Regions from separate parts of the Homo sapiens genome. Here regions 1 and 2 are each linked to region 3. Evidence: chromatin loops called from intact Hi-C (ENCODE). Cell type or tissue: dorsolateral prefrontal cortex. All regions are shown on one strand.

What was found. Peaks named below come from ENCODE experiments on the same cell type or tissue, not always from the same donor. Only the 100,000 strongest peaks of a DNase experiment are listed, where the experiment ranks them.
Region 1: a loop joins it to region 3, with 4 times the contacts of the local background. A loop is called at or near these places in 10 of 110 quality-filtered maps.
Region 2: a loop joins it to region 3, with 2.7 times the contacts of the local background. A loop is called at or near these places in 4 of 110 quality-filtered maps.

What each region holds. Positions count from the first base shown.
Region 1 is chr3:78,879,237-78,887,236 of GRCh38, reverse strand. The region is part of intron 4 of ROBO1 (roundabout guidance receptor 1); the gene reads left to right. Among named protein-coding and RNA genes, the nearest start is that of MIR3923, 620 kb to the left of the region's middle. In dorsolateral prefrontal cortex, no CTCF peak of the experiment used is centred here; no DNase peak of the experiment used is centred here; H3K4me3 peaks cover 1,412 bases; H3K27ac peaks cover 3,336 bases.
Region 2 is chr3:78,724,516-78,732,515 of GRCh38, reverse strand. The region is part of intron 5 of ROBO1 (roundabout guidance receptor 1); the gene reads left to right. Among named protein-coding and RNA genes, the nearest start is that of LINC02077, 680 kb to the right of the region's middle. In dorsolateral prefrontal cortex, no CTCF peak of the experiment used is centred here; a DNase peak (open chromatin) is centred at 3,455; H3K4me3 peaks cover 2,537 bases; H3K27ac peaks cover 6,329 bases.
Region 3 is chr3:79,014,345-79,022,344 of GRCh38, reverse strand. All of the region lies in intron 3 of ROBO1 (roundabout guidance receptor 1), which reads left to right. Among named protein-coding and RNA genes, the nearest start is that of MIR3923, 490 kb to the left of the region's middle. In dorsolateral prefrontal cortex, a CTCF peak has its summit at 3,428; DNase peaks (open chromatin) are centred at 2,854, 3,434 and 4,284; H3K4me3 peaks cover 5,707 bases; H3K27ac peaks cover 5,566 bases.

The sequences.
Region 1 (8,000 bases), 140 kb after region 3:
CTCACAGCATTCCTAAGCCAACCTGCTGCCGTCATGCCACATTGTATGTTTCTCATGTCTTTCCTCTCTCCTTTACTCTCCAAGTTCTGATTTTAATTTTATTGTATCCATATTAATTTCTTTCTTCAATACTAAGAACAGTATTATTGACATAATAAGGTGGTCAAAATATTTGCTAAGTTAATTATTGATGGATGTCTTATATAATACAAATTTAACTGAAATATGCATACAGAAAATTACATAACTAAAGGTGTATAGCTAAACAGTTATTAACAATTAGGCACATTTATGTAACTAGTATGCAGAATAATAAGCAGGATATTACCAGCAACTCAGAATCTCCTTGGAGCTCTTTTTAATCATTATCCATTCGTGTCTCTCCCAAAGTCATACTACCTGGAATTCTAACACCATATATTAGTTATATTAGTTTTAATGGTTTTTTATCTTTGTATAAGTATAATCATATAATATGTATTATTTCAATGGGGCTTCATATATTCCACATTATGTTTTGGAGATTCATAAATATGGGTATATGTAATAATAATTTATTGACTGAACGCTTTTTGAAAGGCATCTTCTTTCTTTACTCTGGTAACATAATTTACAAGTGCAGAGTACAATTTTTTTTTTCTTTGAGATGGAGTCTCACTCTGTCACCCAGGCTGGAGTGCAATGGTGTGATCTCAGCTCACTGCAACCTCTGCCTCCCGGGTTCAAGTGATTCTCCTGCCTCAGCCACCTGAGTAGCTGGGATTACAGGCATGCGCCAACACACCTGGGTAGTTTTTGTATTTTTAGTAGAGATGGGTTTCACCACGTTGGTCAGGTTGGTCTCAAACTCCTGACCTCGGGATCCACCCGCCTCGGCCTCCCAAAGTGCTGGGATTACAGATGTGAGCCACTGCGCCTGGCCACAGTACAATTTTTTAATGAACAAAACTGATAAAATATGTTGGCGATATATGAAATTGAGTTAAGAAGCCTCGAAGTATAAGTATTATTCTTTTAATCAGCTTATTTTCGTATTGTTTCTTCCTCCTAAAAGATATATATTCTAAAATACTATAATTTTGATTACTCATGTTTAACTCTTTATTGTAGGAAAAGCATAACTGGTTAAATATTTGACATAACTATTTGATGTTGTTTTTTTATAAACAAAGCTAAAAGATAAAGTCATATATCAAATGTTAGAAGACGTTTTACAAAAATATAAACTTGTTCATGTATAGGTAATATTATTCTTCAAATGAATCTTTAATTACTTAAAAAAATATATATGTATGTATATATATATATATATATATATATATATATAAAATTTTGCTATCAGTAGTAGGGTCTTGAAAATGCCATTTTACTTCATTTCTTCATCTGTAAAATGGGCAGGGTTGTATGAACATAATTTTTCTAAAATTAAATAGTCCATGTAGGATTTACAGTCAGGCTGATGAAGTTCAAATCTAGTCTTTGAATCTTTGTAGGTGTCTGCTATTACACATGTGAGTAAACCTCTCTGTGTCACATTTACTAATATACAGTGAGGGTAATAATAGTATCTACCTCATATAGTTGTGAGGATTAAATGAGTTAATACATGAAAACAATGTAGAATATTCCCTGGCACATAAATATATATATTTCTGTGTCAAGTGTTCTTGCTATTGTTATTGTTATTACTTTACCAATATAACTACTTTGGCTTGCATAGATGGAAATTTCTTATTTGGCAAATGGAATTTGGGGAACTTTTATTTCAAGAGAAATATTTTTGAGAACTCTCAGTTTTTTTTTTTTTTTTTTTTTTTTTTTTTTAGTTTTAAATTCAGGGTTACAAGTGCAGGTTTGTTACATAGGTAAACTTATGTCATGGGGGTTTGTTGTACAGATTATTTCTTTATCTAGGTATTAAGCCTAGTACCCATTAGTTATTTTTCCTGATCCTCTTCCTCCTTCCACCCTCCACCCCACAAGAGACCCCACTGTGTGTTTTTTACCTCTATGTGTCCATGTATTCTCATCATTTAGTTTCCACCTATAAGTGAGAACATGTGGTATTTGGTTTTCTGTTCCTGTGTTAGTTTGCTAAGGATAATGGCCTCTAGCCCTCTATCCATGTCCCTGCAAAGGACGTGATCTCCTTCTTTTTTATGGCTGCATAGTGAGAATGCTCAGAATTCTTAATGATATTATTTGATCTTTGTGAAGATTATTTCATAAGACATCTTACAGATGAGGTCAGGTTAGAGTGGTATAAGGGAGGGACTTAAACATGCAGCCTTCGTACAAAGCAATGCAATTGAGTTTCATGATGAGAACATACAGAAGAGAAATACACACACACACACACACACACACACAGAAAGAGAGAGAGAGAGAGAGAGAGTCTATTTCTTCTTTTTCCTTATGTTATTATCTCAATCCAGGAATAATTTATCATATCTTATCTGGACTATTAAATTTTCTTTCTTTCTTTCTTTCCTTTCTTTCCTTCCTTCCTTCCTTTCCTTTCCTTCTTTCTTTCCTTCCTTCCTTCCTTCCTTCCTTCCTTCCTTCCTTCCTTCCTTCCTTCCTTCCTTTCTTTCTTTCTTTCTCTTTCTTTCTCTCTTTCTTTCTCTCTTTCTCTCTTTCTTTCTTTCTCCCTTTCTCTCTTTCTTTCTCTCTTTCTCTCTTTCTTTCTTTCTTTTTTGAGGGGCAATCCTCCCATCTCAGTCCCTGAGTAGCTGGGATGACAGATGTGTGCCACCATGCCTCGCTGATTTTTAAAGAATTTTTTTTGCAGAGGACAAGTTCTCACTATGTTGCTCTGTCTGGTCTTGAACTCTTGAGCTCAAACAATCCTCCCACCTTGGCCTCCCAAAGTGCTGGGATTACAGACGTGAGCCACCACACCCAGCCTGGACTATTGCTATTTGATAACTGGCTTTCTTGCTTTTAGTAACATCTCACAGAAATCCATTTTCCACTGCATTGCTTCTGTAACTAATTTCTAAGATGCAGGTCTGTTATTGTCATTCTCTTCATTATAATCCTATAGTGATTCTTCATTAGCTGTATAATAACATTCATGTTCCTTTGCTTGGCATCTAACTGTTCATTTTTTAAAAAATGTATTGAGTGGCTACCATGTGTCAGCAATACACAGGAAAAGTCCCTTATGAGCTCACCTTTGCCTTTCCTTTTATCTGCATTCTCCCCACTGTTCACTTGCAGTCCAAAACTACCTGGCACACTCTGGCCACACATGAGGGCTGCATCAGGCTCTCTGATTTTGCACATGCAGCATAATCCCCCATCCTAGCTTTGCAGTGAAACATTGGGCTGGCCCTTTTATTCTCTGAATTTCAGGCCTCTCATTCTCAAAAGTGTTACACTCTGAAATCTCTTCTAGATCTAAACTCTACAAATCTCAAAAACTTTAGATGTCAGATAGGAGAGAAAGTAGGTCTTTAGATGGATATTGGACTCTTGAGCAAACCCACAAAAACTATACTATATTTAAAATATACTATATAGTAAATTATTAACAGTATAGTAGAATAGTACATAATTTAAATATCATATGTTTAGCAGGGCACTGTAGCTCATGCCTATAATCTCAGCACTTTGGGAGGCTAAAGTGGGAGGATCACTTGAGGCCAGGAGTTTGAGACCCTGTCACCACAGAAAATTAAGAAAATTAGCCAGGCATGGTGATATGCACCTGTAGTCCCAGCTACTCAGGAGGCTGAGGTGGGAGGATTGCCTGAGGCCAGGAGTTTGAGGCTTCAGTGAGTTTTGATCATGCCACTGCACTCCAGCCTGGGCAACAGAGTGAGAGCCTGTTTATAATACATATCTGCGTCTCATGTGGTTGAAGACAAACAGGTGTAGTCAGGTCAGTGATTATTGATGTAAAGAAGCATTTGGAAGTCATGGGGAAATATCAGTACATTTTACAAGTATACTAAATTCTGTGCCACCTACATAACTTTTTTTTTTTTACCAACAGAAATTAGAAAATTAAAACCTTGAGCACCAATGCCCAATAAAACAAAAATCTGTTGAAACTAAACACAACGACTTGTCTCAGTGCTTCTGCCGTAGAGAAGAAGATGAGAGAAAAGATTGGGAATGGCCCAGCACAGTGGCTTATGCTTGTAATCTCGGCACTTTGGGAGTCTGAGGCAGGAGGATCATTTGAGGTCAGGAGTTCAAGACCGGCCTGGCCAACATGGTGAAACCCCATCTCTACTAAAAATACAAAAATTAGCCTGGTGTGGTGGCGTATGCCTGTAATCCCAGCTACTTGGGAGGCTGAGGCAGGATCATTGCTTGAACCTGGGAGGCGGAGATTGCAGTGAGCCAAGATCACACCACTGCACTCCAGCCTGGGCAATAGAGTGAGACTCAGGCTCAGAAAAAAAAAAAAAAAAGATTAGGAAGAACAGAGGTGTTATCCCGAAGGTAAAGGAGCTAAGAAATATTTTCCCCAAGTAGTTGGTAAAAATAAGTAAACGAATTAAATATATAAATGACAGGGACACATTAGAGGGATACCTGGAGGCAAAGGAGAAAGATGGAGAGATAGGAATTGAGGATGGATATACTGACATTGAGTAGCAGAAATTGGAAAATGTGGAAAGAGGATAACATGTATGATCCCCGAGGTGACAGAAAGATGCAGTGGAGAAGAAATACTTAGCAGATATTTCATTCAGCATGATGGCCTTATGCTCAAAATGTCAGCTCAAAACAGCTTGTTGTATTTTGAAGTAGGAAAGGGTGTGATCTCGAAGATGAGAACGGAAACATAAGGGATGGCAGTACACAGTGGCGTTGTGAAAGTGCAGGAGGTTCACATGGTCTTTGTAAGGCAGATGAATACATAATCCAACTTCTATCGTTTTAGAAAAAAATTACTTACTACTTTCTAGTTTTGTAGTGGCCTCATTTCACTATCAATTTCTTGACGCCTTTTACAATTACAATCCAGGAAATTGAACAGAAAATTTAGCATTCATACTAGACTCTATTGGCCATTCTTGTTCCACCTTCTCCAAATGTAGCCCTGTATCTCTACTATTTTTAAATATATAAAACTGTTCCTAAATTTGTAATATTTAGAATTTTGGAACTTTAAAATAAAAAATAAGAAAAGGTATCCAAAATCTACTTTTTTTTACATACTATTAGCTTTTTAAAAAAATGGAGAAACAAGGCTCCAAGGTACATAAACATCACATCTAATGACATAAAATTTACCCTCAAATCCATGTGTTACTTATTACTATTCATCTAACAGTAATTGCAGAGTTAAAATTCATAACCTCTATGTATTTTTTTCCATTTGATCTATTAAGGCCATGTCCATTAAAAGTATAATATTAAATTAGTAATTCTTATACAAAATTGAATAACTCTGATCTTATTGGATGCACATAAGCTAATTTAAAAGGAATTTCTAGTGAAACAACTGGAAAGTATTTCTCTTTCCATCCTTGCCTCTCCCTTTCCTTTGAGTGTTGCTGTATCAGGCCACGGGCCTGATGCAGTCGATAATAAAATCTGCCAGTTTTTATTTCTGTGGAGGAAGAATTATCAATAGGAAGTAAGAGAAGAATATGAAAAATAGTGGCTCTTGTTGGGAAATTAGCTCATCATAGTTAAATTCAATAAAACAAAGTACTTATATAAGATGCTGAGTGTCTAAAAATAACCATACTCTTCAAAATTAGCCAATGAAAGAAAAATGCTTTTAATTGTTGCTGTTTGCAATTTTTGTGGCATTTTTATTGTTTTCTTCAAATTTTTTAGTGCCAGATATAAATATCTCCATACATGAGACTAACCATTTTCACTGTAAACAGAGAACAAAGAACTGAATGTTTGTTGTGAAAAGCGCAGTCTATGAGGTGAATGCCCTAAGGGGAATGCGGACTTAAGAGGGGCTCCGTAACACACTTTCCCACCAACTTGGAGATGCTAAAATGAGTTGGTGAAATTTCCAGCAGTCTCTTCTCCTTCGTACAGCTCAGAATCCTCTCATCAATATTTCTTCCCACTATTAGAGAAACAAATAAAACTCATCTCTGCTGGGATTAATTTGCTGCAGCCTGAAGCATTGAGCCTCTACTGGCAACCACTACTGAGCTGAATAAGCAGCATCCCCGCATCTGTTGACAATATGAAATTGTTGCGGCAGCCAATATTCATAAGAAATGGCCTCCAGAATCCAAAGAGAATACGCTAGTCCATAACTATCAGGGTCTGACCACTGAAAGAATAGCATGTAATTCCAGATTTTCTAAGCTATATTTAAATGAGGGCTTCTTTTCTCTTTGGATCAGAATGTGGAGAAATTGTGTAGACCCAATTTTACTTGAACAGACCTAGATACAGAGCTGGTTTGGGCTGAAAATGCCTGAAGTTATTTCCAGCTGGACATAGACCTGTCTTATGAAACTGTGACATAAATAGCTGCTCTTTAGCAGACTGGTCACTCCTATTATGGAGCACTATTGGAACTGAAATAGAAAAAAAAGCAGATAAAGGGTTAGATCTCCAACTGCCTAATGGTTCAAAGAGCAGCGGCCTGGTTGTGGCACCATTTAAATTTGCAATTTTCTTGACATTTTGCATTTTATTTTAAATGTAAAACAATTTTCTTTGTGTATGTTTGTAACAATTTGGGTGGCTTAACTGATTTACTCCTTTCTTTCAATTAGTGAGTCTGTGATTATTATTATTACCATGTTAATTTTTTTTTAACTTTGTGCCTTGTGGGGAGGACAAAAAGTTACCCTATTCAGTAAGTGACGATGGGTTCCTGCTTATTCATTAGCCTCATTTTCTAAGTTGAAAACCTTTTAATCTACAAAGTATATATTTCTTTCTGGTTATGAAATACAGCAACATTTCACTGCTCTTGTTTTGTGGACATATTTAATTGTTAACATCTTAAATAACTGTGTAGGAGTCAATCTTCTGATCCTAACTGGTAGGACTGGTAGGATTTACCACATATTAAATTACATGGTCTTTAAAGTTTAAAGTTTTAGCATGCTAATTTTATTGGAATTTAAGGTAAGAAAAGCAATCCTAATAAATGAGATGTGTTTTGACTTTTCTATATGAACTCAGTTTCATTAATTGAGCTTCTAGAATAAATAGACCCAAAATTACCATGGTGCTTTAATAGGTATTACAGGTTCTATTTTACATATTATGTAGGGTCATGTATACATTATATATCACTGTGGAGTAATGATTGTCTTTCATTTATTTTCTTTCAGACCAATTTAGAATTATTAATTTTTCTATTATTGGTATCAAATCTAGGAAACAATGGTCCCTACAGTGTTGCAGACTTTAGATACAAGTCTTCTGTAAAATGCTGTTTGAACTTATTTAAACCTAATTCATGTGATGCCAAGTTTATCCTAAGGCTTGTGCTGGGGCAGGCATGCACATCAAGGAAAAACAAGAGCCAGTTCCCAAAGGGAGTGCAGACAGCTAAATTCTGTGGGGTTAGTTAACGCTAGGAGTCAATGCGGAATCCAGAGGGATGCTTCCGACTACGTTTTTATTGTTCTTTTTTTTTTTCCCTGAAATGGTCAAAGGGGCATGTGCTTGAACATGTGAGCCAGCAAAGCGTCTGCGGTTCTAATCCCCTAATTAGGCTATCATACACAGATGGTATTTAGTTCTTTTTTTTTTTTAAATGAATGAAAGCATGTGGTAATGATGTTCATGAATTTTTATAAGATAAAAAATGCTACTTCAGTTTTGCTTATATTTGCCTAACCTCGTATATAGGTCAAGCCATGAGTGGAAATATGTGAAATTTAATATAAATAGATGATGTCATTATGTGCAGTCAGCTTGTAGGCATGATATATGTGTAGACATACACATGCTCCCTGTCACACATATATCAACTCAGATCCAGTATACACGATTTAAAATTTGAGTTATTTTGGTAGAGAAATGAGACTTTCTCATGTCTTCAA
Region 2 (8,000 bases), 290 kb after region 3:
AGAGGCATTCTTCTTCATAGAAATGTATGTGGGATATTTACCTTACAACATTAGTCCTACAGACAACACATGCAAATATGAAATGTAAACATACACATTGTTTTTTTTCTGCTGACAGTTACATGGACTAATGGCCATTAGGTTGGATGTCCAGATTGGTTAGGCTTAAATATGGGGTGTGCTGGAAGGGGGAACTTCAATGTAATATGCTTAAGGAGGTCCATGGATAGCACCTATTTGTTCTTCCAGCCATTCAGTTTGGGGATCTATACGTTTTAAAAATATTGTGAATTTGTAGTTTATGGCGTGAGAAGCAAAGAAAATATAAGCTGTTGTTCTCTATCTCAAAGAAAGCCCTCTATAGAAGCTTTACTTTGGATCTATGTAGAATGAGCTTCAGTGTACTTACCAAATGATCTGGAGCAAGTTTTGATACTCTCAGAGCCTTAATTTTCTAATCCAAAATATAGGAAAATACACCTTGTGAGAATGTTTTCGACGTTAAAAATAATGCATGTAACAATGCTATGTATATAGCTGGTGTTGGTATATCACAGTTCTCATTAATTAAAACAATACCAGTAATACAGATTGTTGCTTAAATACATTGGCACATTTATTAAATTGACCACAGATTCACTGATGCATTTTTCGTGTACTGCAGGAAGAACTGTCAAAAGCGGTTTACACACAGGACATAATGTTTTTCAGATGTTAAGCTTTTGCAATTCTTAAGTTCTTTAAAATTTCTATAGAAACACCAGAGAATTTAAATACATTTGTTATTTTAGTATGGAGTGGTCAGAATTTGAATTTGTCTGCTATAATGCAGTATAAAATAGTGTGCTTTTCACATAAATTTGAAGATATTCAGCATTTTTTTTCAGAAGAGATGACTGAAATCATAAGAATTCTGTATGTCCAATCTCTTAGATTGTGAACAATTCTGATAGTGTACTTTCTATGTAAGTGCTGTGTTTTTAAATGTTAAAACTAGGAGAAAGTTTTTGCCATCACAGAACATATATTCTATGCAGAAGAAAGGCAGGAAATGTCAGATCAAGCTTTTTTCATTGATTTTACTTTGTTCTTTAATCTTCACACTGACTGATATAACTTCTAGTGCAGGCTTTCCCATCCCTAAATGCTGGAACTCTTAAGATCGGTTTATATGGAAGCAACCTAGGATGCACAAGATTCTGATTTTTCAGCTCAAAGTTCCAACAGTATATCCTAGACGTAGGTTAGAAGCCATATAAAACACTCATATCCCTTATTACAATTAATACCGTTTGTATTACATTTTCTGTTCAGCATGCTTTTGTCTTGGCTATGGAATGGAACCATTTATGACTAAGAAAGAACATTCCAAATAAATATCCCTCCAAACAGTTTTTACAATACTCTTTACACAGATCATTTTCTCTTTTATTTTGTTTTCACCAATAACTATAGAAATAGAAATGGTCAGGATGAGTTTATTTTTATTTCTTATTTGTCCATGAGTTAATTATTAGTTCTCAGGAAATAGCAAAAGTACCTATTGATAATTTTGAAGTTTAATGTAGCCCACCAGAAAGCTCCTTTTTAAGCGCTAGGTCAGACCTGTCTTTCTAAGGTCGTATTTTCTTCCTCACATTGAAGAATTAGCCTACTTGCTTCCTCTAAGGATGTATGTAGAAATATTTTAATTCATGTTAACATGTGTATTGTTGGAAGATATGGGATTTATTTATGTTTTGAACGTGTTTTCCATAGGAAATGAGGCACAAATTTGCCAAGTGAGTGAGCTACATTCTAGCATAATCTCGTGTTCAACAAAGGAGGGTGAAGCAACTGGCCATATGGATATTGAATCTCTTACCCTGGTCTGATGAGCCCTAACTTCTGATTAATCAATTAAGCTTGTCACTTGCAAGCTCTTCTTTTTCTCCTTTGACTCTTTGGGATTAAAATACCACAGAATGTGTGTGAGTGTTTACTTCAATTTGTAGCTATTTTAGGAATATTTCTTCTTCTGTAGAATCTTAATTAGTAATATTAAATGCTGTTTATATTTTTGAATAAAAAATGCATTTCTGTAAAGTAAAATTGGTCAATCTATATCAAGGAATCCCTTGCATACCCAACCTTGATTTGACTTTGCCATGGTTATGAGTCTTCTACAGAATGTAAGTCAATGTAAATTTCAAGGGTAACAAGTTATACGTGGTCTCTGGAAAAGGCTTTATCTTAGCAAGCATTTGGTAGTGAGGGAATTTCTCACACTGGACCAAACTATAGAGCTAAGTATAAGAACCCAGAGAGAGGAAAAGGGATTTACTGTTGGCAAAGTATTTTCAGCTGGTGTACTTGTAATTCAAAAGAGCCAAGAGTTTGAAAATAAGCTTTTCTCCCCTCAAATACTATGAACATTTGTCATCTTTATTTCTAGAGTATAGTCATAATTCCCTTGTAGATTTTTATTTCAGGCTGTCTTAGCTGTGACTGTATGTAAATTCAGAATTAGAGCCAGATGGTTGGAAGAGGTGATAAAAAGCAAACCTGGTTTTGTGGGAAAGTGAAAATTGCCCATAAGACTTTGTTTTTTACCTTTAAAACAGCAGGACACTGTTTCATGAGACCTGTGAAGGAAATAATACATTAACTTTAATAGCTATAAGCTAAATCAATTTTTCATATTAAGGCTGAATGCTACCATGTAATCTACCTAGAATTTTCATAGAGGTAAAAATCAATTAGCTTTCTTACTTTTAGAAGATAGCTAGCAAAGGCTAAAACCACTCTTTATATTGCCTCCTTTTATAGGATTCACTTTGGGGTTCTAGTCTTAATAATTTGGGAACCAGACACCTGGGGAAATCTGCTAAAAAGCCTTCACTGTTTCATCTGCTCTCCATTTCATCAGCACTCAGCAGTTGTCTGTTCCTGGTTAATACTATAAATTAGAAGGGGCTTTCCTGGTTGATTGCTTTAGGCTACGTACCTCTGTCTAGCCCAGGAAAATGGGTGTCCAGCAGAAAAATGCCATACCCAAGGCTTCATATTGTCTTTGAGCTACACCTAAGCAAGCAAAATTGTTGTGTTTAAAGAGGGCTGTGTTACTTCTTTCTATTATTACTTATTAAAATTAGGAATCATGAAAAGGATCTCTGGTGATATACATTGGATAGAGAGCAAGATACTAATTTATACTTTCACAAAGAAAATCATCCTTTCCTTTAACTATGTCTGTCTGCAGGGTGGCTCCCACTTACGTGCAATTAGCAACACAGCTCTTCCTGATGTAGTCTATAATCAAATTATCATAGGTGTGCTTCTGCAGCAGCAAACAGCCAACTACCAATTTATCAATTGTTATGAGGAAGAAATGAGAAATTTAGGAGGAGAAATGGAAATAGCAGAGAAGTGCAGCTGCCAGAGTCCTAGGCGGGGACTCTCCCAGGCCTGTGTTCTCAGCTGGCAGCTCACCAAGCTGTGCAAAGAGCCACGTGTTCCCACTGGGATAATTGCTTTTTCTGCATAAGTCTCTTGTTGCTTCTCTCTGATGATCAAGTGTGTTTAAACTCCTGGCTGAATTCATGTTGGTTTTCAAATGGTATTGTAAAGTGTACCAGGAAACAAATGAAACGGGATCATGTTCTCTTGTGTGTATGTAGCCCAGGCAAATATGGGACGCCAATGGAGAGATCCTAATTGCCTATTTTTCCTCTCAATTCCACTCCTAAGAGAGTAGTTGAAAGACCTGAAACAAGTTATGGCTTTTCTTCATGCAATGCTGTCCTTTTTTATGTCACCAGGAATTTTTAGAATGGTCATTTGATTGCTTTCAATTTATCATTCTCATATTTTCTTTACAATGTGTGTGTACTTGCCCCGGTGTCCTTTTGTTATATAAAACATTTTTTGTGCAAACCCCAGGAACATTATTTACACTTTGAGTAGGCTGTAAATGATGAAATACCCTTCACTTGAGAATAGACTAGTGAATAATTTGTAAAATCTAGGTACTTTTTACAGTTTAATTGAAAGCTGACTAATCTGGGTTTTTTTTTTTTATAACCTAGAAGAAAAAACAAAATCTTATGAATATTGGTATACAATCTGTTTTCCTTAGTTTCATCCATCTTGGGGTACAGTGCTGTCATTTTGTGTTATGAGTTCATATTGGACTGGTCTTGAGTTAAAGACAAGTTTACCCGACAGCCTGTGAACGCACAGCATGAAACCAGATCATATCTAATCAAGAGACTCGAGTGGGAAATAATTAAAATAATGCATTTCTCCTTCCTCCTTTTCCTTCTCCTCCTCCTTCCCCTTTCTCTCTCTTTTAGGGCTCTGTGAACCAGAAGAAAATAGGAATAGAGGGAGGTAAGAAATTTTGGGAAAATGAAGCAAGAATCAATAGCTTTTATAAAAAATAGAAAGATCAAAAAATCTTTAATAAACTTTGCTAACCAAGAAGAACTGTGATTTGGCTGAGGTTTATTGTTTATTTAATCTAAAATAAAATATTTGCTTTGATATTTAAATATAAAATCATTTTGTCATAAATACATAGAATTTTAAAATTATTTTGTGAGATTAGTACAAATAAATATATAAAATATACATGTTTATAGAATATATAAAAATGAATTTCTTGAAATTTGTTCTTACACTTAGAAGTATTGGTCACTAGATCAGTAAATATAAGTTTCTCTCTATCAATGATTTTTGATGGTGATGGTTTTGAATCGATTTATGAACAATTTACATTTTTATCTGATAGCTAACTACATTAAAATGTAGGTCTTAAAGACAAAATTATTAATGTGTATGTTCAGAAATATAATTAAACCATAGTTAACAAAAACATGAAATTATTTAATAAGAGATGTAGTTTTTTTCTGAGACGGAGTCTCGCTCTGTCGCCCAGGCTGGAGTACAGTGGTTCGATCTCGGCTCACTGCAAGCTCCGCCTCCTGGGTTCACGCCATTCTCCTGCCTCAGCCTCCCGAGTAGCTGGGACTACAGGTGCCGCCACCACGCCCGGATAATTTTTTGTATTTTTAGTGGAGACAGGGTTTCACCGTGTTAGCCAGGATGGTCTCAATCTCCTGACCTTGTGATCCGCCCGCCTCGGCCTCCCAGAGTGCTGGGATTACAGGCATGAGCCACCGCGCCCGGCCGAGATGTAGTTTTTTAAAGTATTCTTTTTGCACTACCTACCTGGGACTATGACAAGGAAATATTATAAAATAAGAAATACTGTATTTTCTTTTATATTATATAATATCTGAATTATATGAATTATTTTACTTGATTATATATTTTTATGTTACTATGATACTTTTGGGATTGATTATCCAATTCTTTGTCTGTCATTTGTACAAAATAATTATGGTACTAGCAATGTTTTTGCTTAATTAGAAGGCAATAAAGCATGATTATTTTTGAAAAATAGGATGGCATGCATTAGAAAATATGAATGTTTTAATCTGAACTGTCTAACATTAAAGGCTGATATTATTCTTGTAGCCAGATTGGAAAGTAATGGGTATTACTTTACCTCCTCCTATTCTCTGCACCCTCCTCAAACAAGTTATTTTTTCTGGATTGTTACTGTTGTTGTTGTTGTTGTTACTAATTTGATGCCAAAATTTAAAGAAAGAAAAGCCGTTATTGTTGTGACTCTTCTTCAAATGTTTCTGTTGAAAGGAGTCCTTAGGGATCATCTAAAACTGTACTGCAGCTGATTTCACCAAGGGGAATGTCTGGGGGCTATGACTGGCCATCTGGGTTACCTGCATCTCATTGTTGTTAAGAAGCCACGCCAGGCACATCTGTAGTTCACAACAGCTTGCTCTCTATTCTCTAGGTCAAAGATCCAGGCAGAATTGACAGCATTTCTATGAAGAGATATTCTGCTCAAGGAGAGTTAGTGGTGAATTGTTTAAGGATGATACGCTAGACTATCATTCAAAACCTCTCATCTCACTTAATTTGCAAAATAGTATGAAAACGGGTTGGTGGTAAAGAATCAAGTTTTTTTCTGAAAAAATAATTTCTAAACTCAGGTGCTTTAGACAACTTCATTCTTCATGTGAATCCCACTCGTCAAGCCCTTACTACTGTAAATCAATATTTTCAAACCTTTAATCTTTTAGAAAATTGTAAAAATTTAGTACTGCATAATTTCTTATTGGTATGATGATGCCTATGTGTGTCTTATCTGTATTAGTTGAAACATATTTCTCTTTTAGCATTATAATCAATATTCTATTATTCATTGTTTTGATGTATTTTTAAATAGTATTTTTAGTAAAGCACAGATTTTGCATGTAAAATATATTAAAGGAAATGAGATAAATTCTATGACAGTTTGGTGGTTAGCAATTTGAAATCATCTTTGAAGCCCTTAATATAATTAGCGGTTTTGTTTTTGGTCTGTTGAATTCAAGTCACATTAGGTTAATGTAATTAAAAGCAGAAAAGAATTTGTGTAGCCAAACTAGTTAATTAGCTCCAGTCTGTTCACTGTGTTAACCTAGAGGTGTATGGATAACATTGTGGGGGTGATGTCTGAAAAAAAAAAAAAATTCCTGTGTAACAGATACTGCAAATCATCTGACTTGCTTTAGGGTAGAAAATGAAGACATCACAAGGAGTTCATTTTAAGTTCATCTTTATTTCTGATTGTGAGCACTGATTTCAGGGTAAGCTGTGTACTCTCGGATAACCCAATCAAAAAACTTATGAATTTATGTTTTAAAAGGGAACTGAACAAAAAAAGTTTACTGAATTTACTTTTTTAAAGGCAGTATATTTCTTTGTGTGCAAAGTTAAATTTTGTTTCTTGTATTCTGGAAATAAGAATACTGATGCTAGTTTTTCCATGCTAACCAGAGACATAAAGTGGTTTTCTCCACTTTTGGTAGAAAAGCTACATCTTAAACCTGATTATTCTCTATAATTATTCAGTAAGCAATTCAGTAAAGGAGATGAAGGCAGGATTTCCTACTGCTCAGAGAAGTCTTTACCCCTAAAAAAAGTAGTCATTTCTAGTTTTTTACAGGGAAAATTCCTGATATATAAAAATCATATGTATTAAACACATCAAGAATTTTTACATTTTGACATCTCTAAAACATTTTTTTTAACCTGAGACTATTACAAAGAAAAATAGGAAGTTTAAATATATTTGAAACTTTAAAATTCTTTATCTTCTTTTCCTCTCTCCTCTCTGTCTCTTTCCCAAAAAGGAGCAAGACCAGTGGGACATTTTTTTGTTTTGCTTTGCTTTCATCAAGTATGTTTATAGCTAAGGGCCTCTTTAAGCACTGTCTAGCGCTTATGGAAATGTGGGCTTCTAATGTGGTTACTATTGTGGGCTGGTAAGGTATATGGTAATGAGGAAGGAAGACCTCTGCCTTGAATTTTTGACATAGGCTAAATGCCAGCATATTGTCTGAAAGTTTAACATGTTCTGCTTCTCCACTACCCGGATTATGTTAATTGAATAGTGCTCCAGCAGTTCAGTGTTTAACATTGTGTCTGTTCATTACACAAACTAGTTTTTGATAGGTTTACAATTCGACTGTCAAATCCAGCCGCAGGAAGAGACCTGCCAAGAAATATTTTAGCTTATTTTAAATAGTGCTGTTTTCACATTTATAGTGTTTTGTTTGTGTTAGACATATTTTTCTTCCCTATGTAGACAGAGAAAATGTTCATTTTTGGCTTACATAGGGGCACCACAGTTTAAAATGTATAAACTCACCCTAAATTTACAATCAGTATTTTTATATGACTCAACATAAGATGTTGATTTCTTTTTGCTTTTTTTGTGTGTGTGACAGAGTCTCACTCTGTCGCCCAGGCTGGAGTGTAGTAGCATGATTTCGGCTCACTGCAACCTCTGCCTCACAGCTTCAAGCAATTCTCCTGCCTCAGCCTCCAGAGTAGGTGGGACTACACGCATGTGCCAGCACACCAGGCTTTTTTTTTTTTTTTTTTTT
Region 3 (8,000 bases):
TAGTAGGAGTTCTAAAAGCCTAAAAGAAAGGAATTATATTTGCATCTTGTCCCTATAGCACACTTTACTGTTTCTTGCACATAGATGATGTTCACTAAGTGTTTATTTGCACGAGTGAGGAAAAGGAAGTAGATACAAAAGTTCTCAGATGCATTGAGTTTCACTTCTTATAGATCCGTAATGCCTTCTGAATACACGTTCTTGTCTTTGCATGCCATCTTTACCAATATAATAGACAGAAAATAGATACACTTTGGATGAGACAGGAAAAAGAAAGGACTAACACATATGAGTTGGTGATGATAGTCTTCATCAGGGGGCTGGCCAAAAGTTAGTTCCTTGAAGATACTTACTGCTGACTGTCCTCGGAAATATCATCTCTAGGCCGGGCGCGGCAGGGCTCACGCCTGTAATCCCAGCACTTTGGGAGGCCAAGGCGGGTGCATCACTAGGTCAGGAGATCGAGACCAACCTGGCTAACACGGTGAAACCCCGTCTCTACTAAAAATACAAAAAATTAGCCGGGAGTGGTGGCGGGCGCCTGTAGTCCCAGCTACTTGGGAGGCTGAGGCAGGAGAATGGCGTGAACCCGGGAGGCGGAGCTTGCAGTGAGCCGAGATCGCGCCACTGCACTCCAGCCTGGGCGACAAAGACAGACTCCGTCTCTAAAAAAAAAAAAAAAAAAAAAAAAAATCATCTCTAGGAGTGGAAGAGAGGGGATGGGTGTTGCTTACTGAAGTTGAGACATCAAGGGTGATATTAATATGGTTTGCATTCAATGAGATAAATGGCAAAAGAAATCTTGAGAGATACGAGCAAACTTCCAGAGACCAGGAGATCCATTTGGGGGAACAATGCAATAGGGATCCTTACACATATTCTTCATTATATTTAAAAGTATACCCCCATTACTAAGTGAAAGTTTGACATCTTTATTTAACGTACATTCAAATGATATGAGGATTTGAATTTTCTCTCTATCTTGCTCTCTTTCTCTCAAGTACTACACTTTAGTGTTTGTTTTCTATTACTAGGTAAGCTTCTCTTAAAAGTATTTTGTATTCCAAGAAAAAAGAGATATATTCTATGTTTTTCACTAAATATCCTTTAGCAAGACCAAATCGATGTATGCTTTTCAGCTTTGACTGCCCATTCATATTTTTACTGCTGAAAAGATTTTGGTTGGAGTCTTTGAATTCTTATCTCCAGGCTGTTTACTGAATTTATAGTCAGTTTTCTCAGGATTAGACTATCTTTCACTTTCAAAGATAGGTGCTGTTAACCAGAGTTTCCACAAAATGTCGCTCTAAGGTCGTTGGTTGCACCAGCAGCAACCAAAATCAATGTACAATTTGCTTTTAAATTTTTATCTTCCATTAGGTAATGAATGTGCTCACCTGAAAAGACATGGAAAAGCACAACACTATGTAGAAAAGAGCAAATCCTCCTTCTCTGCCCTATCCATTGCGCAGTTCTGTCCTCCAGAGGCAACCACCGAAAGCAGCTTCTTACATGTACTGCTAGACACCAAATAATTTTTTTTGAAGTTATGGTACACAACTCTGTAGATATTAATTCTGCCATTTATTCAGCATTCGGCATGTTAGGTATTTCACATAGTGTGTCTTTTTATTTATTTATTTATTTATTTAAGACGGAGTCTCGCTCTGTCGCCCAGGCTGGAGTGCAGTGGCAAGTTATCTCGGCTCACTGCAACCTCCGCCTCCTGGGCTCAAGCAATTCTTCTGTCTTAGCCTCCCGAGCAGCTGGGGCTACAGGCGAACGCCACCACGCCCGGCTAATTTTTGAATTTTTAGTAGAGACGGGGTTTCACCATATTGGTCAGGCTGGTCTCGAACTCCAGACCTTAAATGATCCGCCCGCTTGGGCCTCCCAAAGTGCTGAGATTACAGGTGTGAGCCACAGCGCCTGGCCACTGTGTCCTATTTAAAAGAAAGAAAGAAAAATGACTGACTCAATGAATGAATGCCTTTCAGACGTGTCAGGTTTGTTTTGCTTTGTGTATTTTTTGTTAATGCAATAAAATATCTCGAGAACAGAAACAGAGAAGAGAAAACAGACCTGGTCACAGAGCTATAACTGGCAGGTTGGGATTTCAGGGCGGGTATACTGAGTGTCAAACCTATGCCTGACTAGCTTCTCCTAACTGCAAACTCTGGGCTTGTCAAGATTGTTTTTTGCATTTGTTTCTCTCTCTCTTAAAATTACATCCCCATTGTTAGCTTTCTAATGTGTGGAGTATGAAGTTGAAAGAGAGAGTTTCAACTGAAACATGAGGAAATGATCCCAAGGCCCAACCCTGTGCCTTATGATTTGGATATCTTTTCTACAAGACCTTCAACAACTGCAACTTAAAAGAAAAGGATGGTTGTAAGAGACTGCCCATCTACTGATATGTTCTGGATAGTTCTCTGTTTACCTCCTGTCCTAAAGCCATGTTGCTCAAAATTGATTTTTTTTTTTTAAATGGGAATGGGGAGAAGTGAGAGTGGAGTTGAGAGTTTATTCCAATTCCTGGAAGCGGCAAGGAAGAGGTTAAGTTGGACCAGGAGGATTTTTGAAGTCTTTGGCTGGGAGGTTCCATTTGGAGAAAGGTGCAGGGGAGCTAGGGGTGGCGAGAGAAACAAGACAGTTTCTCATTCGCCTGGATTTCCGATTCCGAGCAATTGGATTCTCACCTGAGGGCGCAGTTGGGCACCCCTGGCTTGTGGATGGAAATATTGAGGAGCAGAACTTGCCTGACCAGCGCCTGGAGAATAGAGTGAAGCATGGAAAGGACCACGCGGCCCCTTTAAGTATTATCGGGCCGGGGAGGAGAGGGAGGGAACTGGGAGCCGCGGGGACTGTGGGGGAAACCCACAAGCAATTGAGCTGGAGAGGAGGCAGCGTGAGAGCAGAAACTTCAGACGCCGCTGATCCGGGAGGAGCTGGGGTGAGCCGCGGCGGCCGTCTCTCCCACCCGCAGCAGCATCCTCTCTGCCCTTCTCTGCCACCCCGGGGAGAGCCGGGAGCTGCCTCTTTACAGCTTCCACGAGCCAGGGGTGCAGGCAGCTGCCCCCAGGAAGTTTGGGCTTCTGCGTAGTTTAGGGGTGCCTGCGAGCGCCCCAGAGGGCGAGGGGCCGAGGGCGATGTTGGGCGCCGCGCGGGGCTGGGGGCGCCCAGAAGACGTGCGAGTGTCCGCGGTCCTGCTGCTGTCTCCAGTACCCTCCGCATCCCCCAAGTGATGGGAACAAGGGCCCGCCCAGGCAGCCGCTGTCGCCGCACCGCCCCCTCGCTCGCTCTCTGCGCGCGGAGTCACCCAGTCACACTCCCGGCACCCCGAGCCCTTCCTCCGGAGCTGCTGCTTCTACTTTGGCTGCTATCGCCGCCGCCGCGGGTGGCCCGCTGCTGACTGGGCTCGCCGGGAGACGGAGAAGCACTTTTTGGCCCTCCCTCAGCAGCTCTCACACCCCAACTTTGCCGCCGCCGCCGCGCCTGCCCTCGCAGCGGCGCTCGGCCGCACATTGTGGGGGCGCACGCCGGGAGGCTCCGCAAGACCGTGGAGGCAGGAAACGGCACTACTGCGCTTCTGCCTCGGCTCTTTGTTGTTCGCTTTGGATGGTTCTTGAAAGTGTCTGAGCCTCCTCGGAAATCCTGGGGCCGGAGAAGACAAACCTTGGAATTCTTCCTCTGCAAAAGTCTCTGAGATACTGACAAGCGTCCGGAAAGGTCGACGAGTAATTGCCCTGAAAACTCTTGGCTAATTGACCCACGTTGCTTATATTAAGCCTTTGTGTGTGGTGTGTGGCTTCATACATTTGGGGACCCTATTTCCACTCCCTCCTCTTGGCATGAGACTGTATACAGGATCCACCCGAGGACAATGATTGCGGAGCCCGCTCACTTTTACCTGTTTGGATTAATATGTCTCTGTTCAGGTAACCCCGCGTCTTCTTTCTTCACCCTTGATCCTCCCTGTTCGCCCCCTCTCCACTTTGCACGATCAAACCCAGAAGTGTATTTTGGTTACCCCTCCCTCCTAAGGCCGGAGGGGCTCGATTCCTGCTAGACTTTTAGGCGAAAATGTTCCTAGTTCGCATTTGGGGTTGTCTCTTTTTCCCCACTCCCCAAAACCTCCCCTCCACCCCTGAACCTCCTCAAGACTCTTTGCAGATCTCGGCCTTTTGCCAAGTTCAGGGCACGCCCAGATTACTCTGGGCAAACGCACGTCTAAGCACTAGGGTGGGAGGAGGCAGCGGCTGGCAGTGAGCTAGGGCCCCCAGGATGAGCCGAAGTGAGTATCAGCCGCCGGCTGCTTCCCTGGGGAGGGAAATGTGCGCCCTGGGAGCTTGTGGCCCGCAGGCTTGCCAGGATTCCTGAGCCTAGTCCTCTCTAGCCCCTCCTCTTCCGAGCACAAGGGGTTATTAGTAGTTGTTTTATGTAACCAAAGTCTGTAATTAAATTTGATTCTGAAGAAGCTTCACGAAATAACTCCTTCTTAAGGTAGGATATAAAATAGCCACTGCCTCGCTGGGTTTAGAAGGAAAACAGGCGGTTGCAAGCATCGGAAAGGGGAGTTGCCTGGGGATTCTCATTGGCGAAAGAAAACTGAATTTGGGATGTTTAGGATTAATTAAATAATACTGAAATTCCATATGAAGTGTTGGAAGGATGCTGAAACGGGGCCCTTCTGACATAAGAGTACACACTGTATCTACACTTGTAAATAGTTTTCATACACTCCCTAGGAAACTTTTTTACTGTGGGTGAACTGAGCCACGACTCAACTTCTGTTTCTTTCCTTTTGGTAGATTCTGGTTTCAATCACGGATCCGATTTCAGGCTTTAAAACACACACACACACACACACACACACACACACACACACACACACTGCACCTCGGAATTTTTATAGTCACATTCGCATACTGAGCTTCAAATTGCATCAGGGCTTATCGGTAAGAGTCACTCAGTTTGCACAATTATGAAACGATTTTAAAGGTTAGTTTGAGCTTTTGTGGTCTATGGTTATCATTTATGTTTTGACCAGGGATTTTACTTAAGACAGTTAACAGAGTAAGAAAAGGGGGGAAAAAAACCACATACGTCAGCTAAATGATAGCGAATAAACCCCTAAAAGAATTTTAGCCTGTGAATTGTGCCTGCTGGCTGAAAGTTACAAGGAAGATTTGCAACTAAAGTAAATTTTAAAAATTATTAAATTGTTACTTCTTTAAAGAAAACAGAAAGTGAAGTTTCAACCTGGTATATCTCATGTACGTCACAGTGGAGGGATGAGTAGACTAACTCCTCGAGGTTGTCATTCCCCACTTCCAGCTTCTCCTTCTGTAATGCCTTATTTTTCCTTAGTTTGCATATCGGAGTAATTGAATAGTCCCTCCAGTCCCCCACCCCTAGCTATGGATGCAAATCAAAAACATTAAAATCTGATCTCTCTATTTGCCTCCCTTGGCTGTGTCTCTGCCTAGTTTAATTTACAGCTTCAGATACCTTTGAGATTTCTGTTGATTCACCTTTCTGGTTAAAGTTTATTTACGTGTGTAAAGTGAAGTGTCATTGTGATAAATGACTGGAGGGGCAGATTACTGAAGATAGGGGGATTAATGGTCATTAGTCACTGTTTGAGTTGAGTTTGTATATGTTGGAACATTTTATCATGGCTGTAGATTAAAGATAGGGTCACATTAATAAGGTATCACTGAAAGTTGGTCGTGTCAACTTGGAAGTTCTGTCTTCACTTGGAGAATTATTTGGGAAGTACTGTCCTATTAGATTTAATAATTTGAGTAGTAGATATCTGAGGATTGCAATTTGAATAGATATGAGACAATTATAATGTTAGAGCTACACTGATTTCTAGCTTTTAGAAATCTAAAATTTCTAGTTTTTCTGTTTCTAATTTAATTTTCCATTTAAGCCATTGATGATTTTTGTAAACCTAAGTTTTTCCTATAGGTGTGCCTATCTGCTTTGCCACTTTTCAGGACAAAAGCTTCTTTCTAAAGTGCTCCCTCATACATAACCTGAAGCTTTTTATTCCTCTGATCACTTTCGCTCATGCTGTGAATCTGAACTTGGGAGGCCAAACTATTGAGCTAGTAGGGTGATTTCATGACAGTGTTCAGTTATAAAGCAACACTATCGATTTGAATAATACTTCACAGAACTCAAGTGACTAGAAACCTGGGTGTGTTGAAGACACCTGGTCAGAGAATGAATGAAGTTCTTGAAAGATTGTGTTTCATGTCTTGCCCCAAGCCTAAGATCACAGTCTATCACTTGTTAATGGAGTGTATTTAAGAGAAATGTGGTGAGCTTAAATAAATCAAAGTGTACTGAGGGGATAACTTACCTTCAACAAGATTTAACCTGTAAAAGCATCTATTGGTTGTCAGTTCTTTTTTTCTTTTTTCTTTTCTTCCTTTTTTAACTGCCTGCCAACTTAACAAAGTCCAACAGTTTTCTTCAAACAGATTATAAACTCCATTTTGGTATGTTGATGGCATGCTTAGTACTAAGTCTTGTGCTTAAGAGTGTTCACTTCTCATAGCCTTTTATCTATTAACTTGATGCTACAAAAAATAACCTTTCATTCAATGAAACTGAGATTTATAAAAAGTGGTTATTCCTTCAGAAATTCATTTTTCAGGTAGATTCCTTTAATTACTTGGTCTATCTGCCTTTTCTATGGACAGACAGACTTCTGGTGAGTTTGCGGGGTGGGAGGGTGCAGGAGAGGTAGCCTTGAAACGAATCCATGTGATCTCTCAGGATCTGATTCTAAACATCTTTTCCTTCATAGACTTGCTCAAATCCACTTGCTTAAAACCTGCTTTTAAGTGAAAAACTAATTGAATTTCAGTTCAAACTTAGGATGAGATTTGAATTTCAAATAAATGATAGTTTACTGGTACTTTCTTTTTCTTGTTTTTTTGGGGGGGGGCGTGGGGGAGGGTTTCTCTTGGGAAGAGGAACTTTTTTAAATAAGTTTCACTATTTGAGCCAATTGTCTGGTCTCTGGTCTCTCTTCCTCTTTCCCTCCTTCCATCTTGCTTTCTGGTAAGATTGTTGTGTAGTTCCGATACGATCTGGCTAGTTTCTTTATAACCTTTCTGGCTTTTAAATGTACATACTTGAATACTGTGATATCTTTTAAAATATCTTTATTTCTTGATAATGGGCATTATAATGCATAAGACATTTGTGATTTAAAGGTCTTAGAACAGAAAGTTTACCTGAAGTTTTTTCTTAGTCTTTGCTACAACAAATGAAATATTCTTATGTAATTTAAAGTGGTACAGAATGCTAAATTTCAGACTAACAATGACCATTTATTTTTCGTTTTTACATTGACTAGATATTTCTAATTTAAAATAATGGGCAACTGGAATCCTGTGGGAAGGAAACAGGATAACAGCTTCTCAGTGAAGACTATAAGTGGTTGAATCTTTATTTATTATCATCTGTGTTAATAAAAGATGTTAAGGTGATACTTAGGTTAATTTCTGACCTTTAAAAAAATGTTTAATTTTAAAAACAAAAATATAAACTGCCCTGCAAGCTCGATTTCATATAGGAAAATATAAGGAAAGCAAAGTTATCATTCAATTTAAAATTAGGCCTAAGGTAATCTATAGACTACAGGAAAGAAAGGCACCAAAAAGAAACATAAAGAAATAAAAAGCAGAAGTCTGGAGAAGTGTAGTAGAAACTGAGCTGCAGAATTAAGCTAGTTTAAGATATAGGCAGGGATACAGTGGAAGTAGACAGAGCAGCCAAGTGGGAGTGTGCCCTCTGACCACACACAGCACATGAAGCAAATCCAAACAGTGGATTTCTTTTTCTTTTTTTGAAATGGAGTCTCACCCTGTCGCCCAGGCTGGAGTGTGGTGGTGTGATCTTGGCTCACTGCAACCTCTGCCTCCTGGGTTCACGTGATTCTCCTGCCTCAGCCTCCTGAGTAGCTGAAATTGCAGATG